Linked DNA regions of Homo sapiens: region 2 is linked to region 1. The links are chromatin loops, found by intact Hi-C in ENCODE. Cell type or tissue: K562. All regions are shown on one strand. Links, peaks and the distances in the headings refer to the core of each region. The heading gives the core; the rest is flanking DNA. Region 1 has its middle 74 kb from the start of GC. Region 2 overlaps GC (GC vitamin D binding protein).

The links. A loop is a pair of places that touch in the nucleus more often than their neighbours do. Peaks named below come from ENCODE experiments on the same cell type or tissue, not always from the same donor. Only the 100,000 strongest peaks of a DNase experiment are listed, where the experiment ranks them.
Region 2: it touches region 1 in a loop (8-fold over the local background); 1 of 110 quality-filtered maps calls a loop at or near these places.

The regions. Positions count from the first base shown.
Region 1 is chr4:71,855,477-71,859,882 of GRCh38, reverse strand. No RefSeq gene overlaps it. Among named protein-coding and RNA genes, the nearest start is that of GC, 74 kb to the right of the region's middle. RefSeq lists an enhancer at 539-3,877. In K562, for the core only: no CTCF peak of the experiment used is centred there; a DNase peak (open chromatin) is centred at 1,912; H3K4me3 peaks cover 696 bases.
Region 2 is chr4:71,770,722-71,775,127 of GRCh38, reverse strand. The region is part of intron 1 of GC (GC vitamin D binding protein); the gene reads left to right. Among named protein-coding and RNA genes, the nearest start is that of GC, 11 kb to the left of the region's middle. In K562, for the core only: a CTCF peak has its summit at 2,314; no DNase peak of the experiment used is centred there.

The DNA.
Region 1 (4,406 bases), core at 144-4,143:
TTCTCTCCAATAATTTAAAATCTTAAAAGTCATGTTATGGTAAGTTAAGTAATCTTGTTTTTGTATTTTTTTCCACCGAGATTTGGGTTACTAAGTTAAAATAGTAGGAGAGTAACGTGGTTTTTGGTGAGGTTTATAAAACACAAAGATATCAATTTTGCTAAAAAAATATATTTTTTCTAGTTAAGAAACTAAGAGTCACTTTAAAGTGAAGGAAAAATGATACAGCTAAAACTAAATGGATGAAAAGAAAAATTAAGCCAGGGCAACAATAGTTACCTCTGAGACCTGTGGTTACCAAGAAGGGGGAAGGGCAAAACCAAGTAACTATCAAAAACAGAAGGTATAATGTAAAAGAATTTTTCCATTTTTAAATTGGTGTCATCAGTTTCTTGAAAAATCTATACCATAGTGGATTGTAAAAATAACCACTTTAAGGACAAAATTCTTAATTTTAAATACTATAGAATTTAAGAGATTGTTTGGGTTGATGCAGGACCCACAGCTCAGTATTTAACAATGACTAATGAGTGTATGTGATCCAAATGCACAGGAGGTTATTCTTGGTTATTCCAACCAGCCTAGTGGACCAGATAAATGCCACTGTAAAATCTGTTTTCCTTGAGAAGGAGACTGCCCTATAAAATTCCAAGTGGAACACCCCAGATGAAGCAGTTAACAGGCCTCATTTGTGAGCCATGTGGGACTGGCTTTATGATGACTGGGATATCCTCCCACTGAATATGCCTATTACCCAGGCCATGGTAAATTTGGGGGTTAAGAGGGCCCCTTGTACATGGGTGCCCACCTCCCCCCTCCACCCCATGGAATCATACAACTGTTTGAGAAGCCTTATCAAATTTGCTGTCCCTCATGGGTCCTACAGATGCAACTCCCTGCTGGGAACCCAAACCCTTTTTCACCAGAAAAGGCAAAATATTCTAGGGGGTAGGAAAAAAAAGTTCCTGAGACCAGGACATAAAAATATGCATGTTAATAAAATTATGATATTTAAGATGTTTGAACAGGGTTTATGTAAGGTGGTTGTAACCCCTTTACCTAAATGTCTTATAAAAATGGGTTTTGTATCTGACAGGGAGATGTTTTCTCTATCTAGTACTATAAAACTAAAAGCATGGAAATCTGCTCTTTGAGAAATGTTAATTGGACACACTAAATGGGAACTAGTAAGATTGCCTGAGCTCACAGAATATAGGGTAGAAGCTGAAGTACAGTACTAGTCAGGACAAATTCTCTACCTCATAGCCCTTTGTGGAGCATGTATTGGGGGTTATGGCAAAAGACTGCGAGTATTTCCCAATGACAACTACTAGACTAGAGAATTTCCACTTGAGGGTATTTATTATCTTGCTATGGAACGTTAACTGAAGCTACTCCTGTGCTAATGAAAATAATGGTGCCCAAAAGAGTTCCATGATAAAATAAAAATGGTTTACATAGGATCTTGCTACCTGGGAATACAAGGAGTAGACTCATGAGCAGGAAACCTTTTTTTTTTTCTCCCAAGGACTGTAAGGTTAGCCGAGAGAAAGGAAAAATAGACCCAAAGTCAGGCAAGCACGTTTTTGTTAACCTGCCGGCTGCCCCCTTAACAGTCAGAGGAAGCAGCCCCAAGCTTACAGAACAAGGGTTTTGTATTGAGGAGGGGAGTTTGAGGGAGTTCTTTGGTATGGCCACATCCTGGGATTGTTTGCTGGTTAATTTTGCCTCATATCACCTTGAGACATTTATAGTAGCAGCTAGACGAACAGGAACTTACAGGAGGGTGTAGGTAAACTTTGTTTATGCTTCCCAAGACCTCCCCCTGTGCGATCAGGTTGGTTTATAATTGGAGTTTGCTTATCGCAGAAAGGCCTGATAGGTGAAGTCTGCTGGCTTCACTGCAGCACCTAGATAAGGGCTTAGGAATGTAAAGAGGCTTGGGGGAAGGGTGGGCAGCATGGAGAAGAGTTGCAGAGTATTAGGGGGAGGGGTGGGCAGCACCAAGAAGCTTTCCTGAGGCAGTTTGTCCCTAACAAGGACTGTCTCTAACTATGCAAAGAGCTGCTAAATTCTACAGCGCCTGATAGCAGCTCTCCTGTAACAAGAGCTGTTTAGCACGTAAATGGCAGTTCCAAGGTGAACAAACTCTTGTTCGGAAGGCTGCTGCTCTGATTAAAGAAGGCTCAAAAAACTCTTTTTTTCTTTAGAGTTATTTGGGTGAAGTATATTTTTTATAAGCAAATTTACCTTTCTCTCTGAGTTCTGCAAAAATTTGGATTATGATTTTATGACAATATAAATATTTGCATAAGTTTAATAAGAGATTTTAAAACAGAACAATTGGAGACACTGATTGTTTTACCAAGACTTTGACCAAAATATCATTTTTAGGTAAAGTTCCAGCAAAGCCAACTTAAAAGAAGCCTATATGGCCAATCAATTCTTGCTGCATTTTATGCAAATAATCAGGCTAAGTATAATAAGCCTAAAACTTATTTTGCACACAAATTGGTCCTATTATAGTTTCTCTTTAATAGAAAAGGAGGGCTACAGAAAGAAAAATTGTTTCAAAGATAAAGTGTAACACTTGATACTAGATTTCAGCCCTAACTTTTGTTTTTTTGAGTGCAGATTGAATCATAAATTATTTCTTAGCTACAATAATCTCTAGAAAGTACCCGATTATAATTTTTGTTCATATCTTTAATTGGTGCCCTAATAGAATAAGTTCCTTTTTCTGTTTCTGACACACACATATTCTTTTGATTGTCAAAATATTAATGTTGTTTATTTATCCTTGTTTTACTTCCAAGGAAACAAAAAAATCATTGTATTCTGAAGGTCAGAGATTCAAGTCTCCCTCATCTGGCATCCCACTGTTTGGCAGCATCCCTGCTGCTAAAACCTTACAAGCACCCTTCCTTTGGGCTTAGGGACTGTCACAGAATAGATGGGTGCATGAGATTGTAAAGGCTGGTTTTGAGGAATAGAATTAGGTCAAGGTCCAAATCAAGGAGGGGTACAAAGATGCCTAAACAGCTCGCAAAAGAAGAGATTTTTCCATCTAAGCTATTCTGTGGCACTTTTGCATTCAACCCAACCATCAAGAATTTTCTGCTTCCTGTAGAATTAAAAGAAAATATTTACTGGCAGGATAATGATACTTTGTGACAAAGCCTCCTGGGTATAATACTCCCAGATATGAGTTGTAGAGATAGACATATTGTTTTAAATGTCTTTTTCAGAACAGTGCTTATGTTTTTGTACAGCTCATTGCTATAAGTCTGTACTAATACCAAGATTACTGTAGCTGAATGCATAGAAGTTAAGGATAAGTCAGTTTTTGCCTTTAGTTTTTGTTTGTTGGCTTTTTACTTAAAATAATAATTTTAAGAGGTAGTAAATGCCTGTCTACATCTATTCCTATCTGGCCTAGAACATTTAATTGGCTAAAAGCCTTTAGACTCTAAGACCCTTGGCCATGGGAAGTCCCACCATATAACAGGATGGACCTGGAGCAGCAGCCATGCCACACTAGCAACGTTATGAGACAAAATAAAGATTTGCTGGCCATTGATGTTGTCCCTGGCAAATCTTGCCAGAAGGAGGAGAATGTAACCAAAAATAAAATTCTAAGGCCTCCAACTATCTGAATGAACTTCCTCCTAGGCCAAGGTACTCTAAAATTTAACCCTAAAGACTGGTTTAGACCATGACAGGAAGTTGGGATCAGACATGCCTCATTACATCCTCCAGTATTAACATCAACACAGACCTTAGGTCTGATAAGAAACATTTACAGTGCATTCTCTCTGAAGCCTGTTACCTGAAGTCTTCAGCTGCATAATAAGAACTTTGACCTCCACAAACCCTTATTTTAACCCAGATATTTCCTTTCTGTTGATCCCAAGTCTTTAGATTAACTCAACCAATTGTCAACCAGAAAATGTTTAAATCTACCTATAACCTGGAACCCCCACACCTCGCCTTCCCACTTCAAGTTGTCCTGCCTTTCAGAACCTAACCAAACCAGTATACATCCTAAATGTATTTGACTGATGTTTTATGTCTCCCAAAAATGTATAAAACCAAGCTGTGCCCCAACCACCTTAGGCACATGTTCTCAGGATCTCCTGAGGGCTGTGTCACAGGCCATGGTCACTCATATTTGGCTCAGAATAAATCTCTTTAAATATCTTACAGAGTTTGACTCTTTTCGTCGACAATTTGAAAATTAAGAAATTTGCTTTAGCAGTTTAAAAGTTCAAATGGACTAGATACCCTATAAAATACTTTGGGAAACCTTCATTAAAATTAATTCAGATTGTTTGAATCCAGTTGTCAGAATTGTTCAAAATAATTGCCACATTTACATGTTTATCTTTTTACGCACTTTCCTTTTT
Region 2 (4,406 bases), core at 266-4,265, 85 kb after region 1:
ACCAAAGCGCCTGAGTCTTTCAACCAATCTGCTCACCTTTCTATTTTCCTGTGCCAAACCCTGCAAACTTTTTCATTTAAAAAAAAAAAAAAAAAGGGCCGGGGAAGAAAATGAAGAATAAGAATGACTTTTTTCCAGGACTGATAGTCAAAGATAAAGATTTTTAAACAGGCATGAATAATAATGAATCTTTCGATACCATAAAAAGAATATCACTAAATTTCAATAGAGTAATTCTCTAACTCATGGACAAAATGTACTCAAAAAGTTATATGTTATTTAGAAGTTAAAGTACAATTTTTCATAGAAATAATTTAAATATGAGATGAAGTTCTTAAAATGATGCATAAAAATAGGTAGTAAACATGGGATGTAAACTGTGATAACCACAAACCTCATAAAATTTTTGTGAAGATTAAAGCAAGTAATACATGTCAAATATTTAGAACAGTACCACCAAATTGTTGGCACTCAAATTTTAATTGTTATCATGATATTATTATTATTTATATTTATATTGCTGTAGAATCTAAGTGCTTCAATGTGTTCTAAGCGTCCAAATTAAATGCAGGGGATATCACCTTTACCCATCCCAAAAGTGGAAGAGGCAAACCTCCCCCTCTATCTTTACCCCTACAAAAGCAATTACAGATGAGGAGGTAACCAACCCACAAAAGGAAAGAGAGGTGGGATGAAATGCATGGAGAAAAAATGCTTCCTCTGGAACTTTGGTAAGTGTCACAAAGGACAGGCTACCACCCGAGGTGAACCCAAGGACATTAGTTTGAGTGAGTCTGTGATGCTGTCTCCTATTGCAGTTGCAGTTTCTGAGTAATTAACCCATTGACTATATATCTTTTGCTGTTTTCGTTTGTGTTTGAATTTTCAAAGTCTGAAAGGACGCTCAATTTGTTGCACTGATATCATCCTAAGAGGTACAGTTAACTTCTAGATTAGTTTATCTATAGATGTCATGTGGGTCTCTGGGTTTAGTATTAAAAGGGTTGAATTTCTTTTCATTGACTCAAGCTCAAACTTTTTCATTGGCAATATTTTTAGTGATACAGAAATCTCTTATAACCAGATCAGCTTCCTAAACCAGCTCAATAATGTTTACTATTTAAGTCAATTCACTACTGTGAAATGAACAATATCATGCCTGACTAGTTTGAATAAACACTGCAAACCATATTCTTAAAAGGTAAATTTATTTAAAAAAATACTAACAAATATACTGAGCTTTTCTGACATGGATGAGTCTGTCAGTACAGAATAGAAATAAAAATGCCAAAGAAATGAAATTGTGAAAATATAAAATGCCCAACAGAGCTGTTAAAGCCCATGATTCTCCAGAACACAATAGGAAAACAGCAACTTGAGATAGTTCCTAGCATCCTGTACGAGCACTTATTTATGTCAATGATATTTAGGATCCATTAATGTACTTGGTATACGAATAACTGTTCTAGGGAGCCAAATTAGGTTTTAGTGAAAGACTAGTAATAGTGAAGGCATCCAAATACCTACTTTAATAAACTTTGTAACAAAGCAGTATCTTATTAGCTATCCCCATTACAACGAAAGTTACATGAGGGCAAGGATGTGTCTATTTTGGGTTCCATTGTAAGTTCAAATTCAATATTGAACCCAATGCCTGGCACAAAGTAAGCCTCAAAAAATATCTGTTACATGTATGAATGAATATTGTCAACTCTGTTGGCAGAGGTAAGGTGCCTGAAGCAGCAAAGATTTCCTGAAAATAAATCACACTGGCTTTCAAAAGTTCAGAATTAAACAAGACTTACCAGAATGTTTCACAATATAGATAAAAAGTGAAACATGCTATTGCAGAAAGCAAAAATTCTGTTAGTGAAATTTGTAAACACTTAGTACTGTGGGGGGTCACTTCATGTGAAAGTGATTTCATCAGAGTCACTAAGATTATGCCAATATTTACTAGGGCCATATCAAAGTCCAAATCACCTTCTTTATAACCGAATGGTACATTTGAAAACAGAGCGTATAATTTTACAGTTCATTTGAGACAGGAATTAACTATATGAATTGGAGTGAGCTCAACTGGTTTTACACCAAAAACATTTATTAAGCAGTATTCCATGGAATGGGGAATCAATTAGTAATAATCACATTGCAAATTAACTTTAGTATTTATTTGCTGTATTTGAAAATTGAGACAATGATTGACATACATTGGCTTTGTCTTGTAAGCTAGATATCTTCTCTTTGGGCAAATGAATTTATAAAATTATTTTATCAGAAGTACATTTTGGGTAGCTCACCTGAAAGATCATGGTGCAACAGCTTCCTCTACAGGTTATTTTTATATTTTAATTCTGAGCTTTCTCAATATCCCTCTTGAGCTTCCTCCCTTGCTTCCTGTTATGCCCAAGGCTGAATGTTCCAGCAAAAATAGTTTCAAAACCTCTTTAAGCCTTATTCATTCCATCTAGTTTCCCACTTTTCTCTCATCAGTTTGCATTCTAACTAAAGCAGTATATAATGCCCATGAATTCTAAAGTGCTGTGTGCAAACACAAATAGTTAAATAAATTCAAACTATTTAATGGGATAACATGCAGTGCCCAGTTACACTACCTTCACATGCACACTCACATTCCCATAATATATGAAATGAAACTTTACATTTTTAGTGAAATGAGAAATCAGAATCTGGAAGGTTAGAAACAAAATATTTCTCAAAATGTTCATCGGGGGTACCCCATTTGAATACAGGATTTCACTTTGCATGTTATTGAATGGTCACAAGAGAAGTACTAATAAAAATAAACTCTTCCATTTTGTAGGGGGGAATTTAAACAAACTTAGCTCCTATTTATTATAAGGAAAAGAAGTTCTTATTAGGGCTATTTTGTGTATGTCTTAAAATACAGTAAGCCTTGGGAAAAAATATTCCTTATAATCTCTCGCTATTTTTAAAAGAGACTAGATTATAATCCCCAGCAAGTGATCTTATAGATGATGAGGATACATTGTACTAAATTCAGGGATCTTTACAATATATGGTTATTTAAATCTATTTTGATATTTACAATGATAAAACAAACTCACCTCTTCAAAAGGCTGCTTTCATTTCAGTTATAAAATAGACACAGTTGGAATAAAGATTTCTTACTAGAATCTACTGCCATGTAACTGCCAGACATTTCTCCTAGCTCTGCTTTAGGAGCAAACTAAAAACAACTCTTGACATCGTAAGTACAGCTCATCACCACATGAGGACAGTTCTAGCCCTAATTATTCTTCTCTGTGTTCTAGTCTTCAATTCCATAAAATACCATTAATGATTAATGGAAGTTTTCTGCCTTGCTTAACCTTTTGAACGTGTCACAATATCCAGCCTTGTAAACTAATCAATACATTTCAGAAAATGTACAAGATGTGAAGGTTCTCAGACATTACAGAGGTTTGTTGCAAGTGGTTTTTTTGGTTCCACTAACAATTAGCTTTATCAACTCTACTGCCTTGTCCTAGTTGCCAGAATAACATCAGATTCAGGATTCAGGTATGTGGGTTATTTTCCACCTTCTGTGTGGTTTTGAGGGTGTTTGAGTAGGTCTCTTGTTAAAAAGTGCTGCTGAAGAATGTCTTTTTCTCACAATTATCAAATCCGACTTTTCTCACCTCAAAAATATTTTGGGGGGGTATCCATCCAAAAAAGTACATGCTGCGACTGCTTCCTCTACAGGCAATCTGACATTAAACAGGTGACATTAATCTGATGAGTCCTAAAGAGAATCTTTAAAAAAAAAAATACAACCCTTTCAAGTCTGTATCTAATCACCACCACCTCCACTGCAAGCCATCAAATAGAAATTTCCACCCAGGCATATGTTTACACTGTCTTCCATAAAATTGTAACTGTTAGAGAGGAGAGGAAATCTTTGGGATTAAAGCCTGACAGCAGTTACCATCATATCACCTGAGATGACTTTCCCAACCCTTAAAGTGAGAAGGATAAACCACTAAAAGTTAAAGCCACTTAAAACAGAGTAAGCAATTTATATACTTCCTACATTTTTTTCCAAAGATATAACATCACAGGAGGGAAATTTCCTGGGCTTATTTGCATAAATGATGAGTCAGGTTAGGAGAACACTGACTGACTTTGATGTGTCCGCCCTATTACATATGTGATGGACATGTTGAACAAGGGGGTCTCATGATTAGTAACTAGCTCTTCCCTGTAGCGTGAATGAACTCAAGAGCAGGTACTGTGATTTTTCTGTTCCCTCTCAAATACCAATGTCATTTCATCATGAGAATGGCTAGTTACATTTAATAGTCAAAAATGTTTTAATTCATTGAAAGTTGAAGCTACTACCCCATTCAGGCCTGTTTCAGTTCTATTGCCTGTGGTGGGAAAGG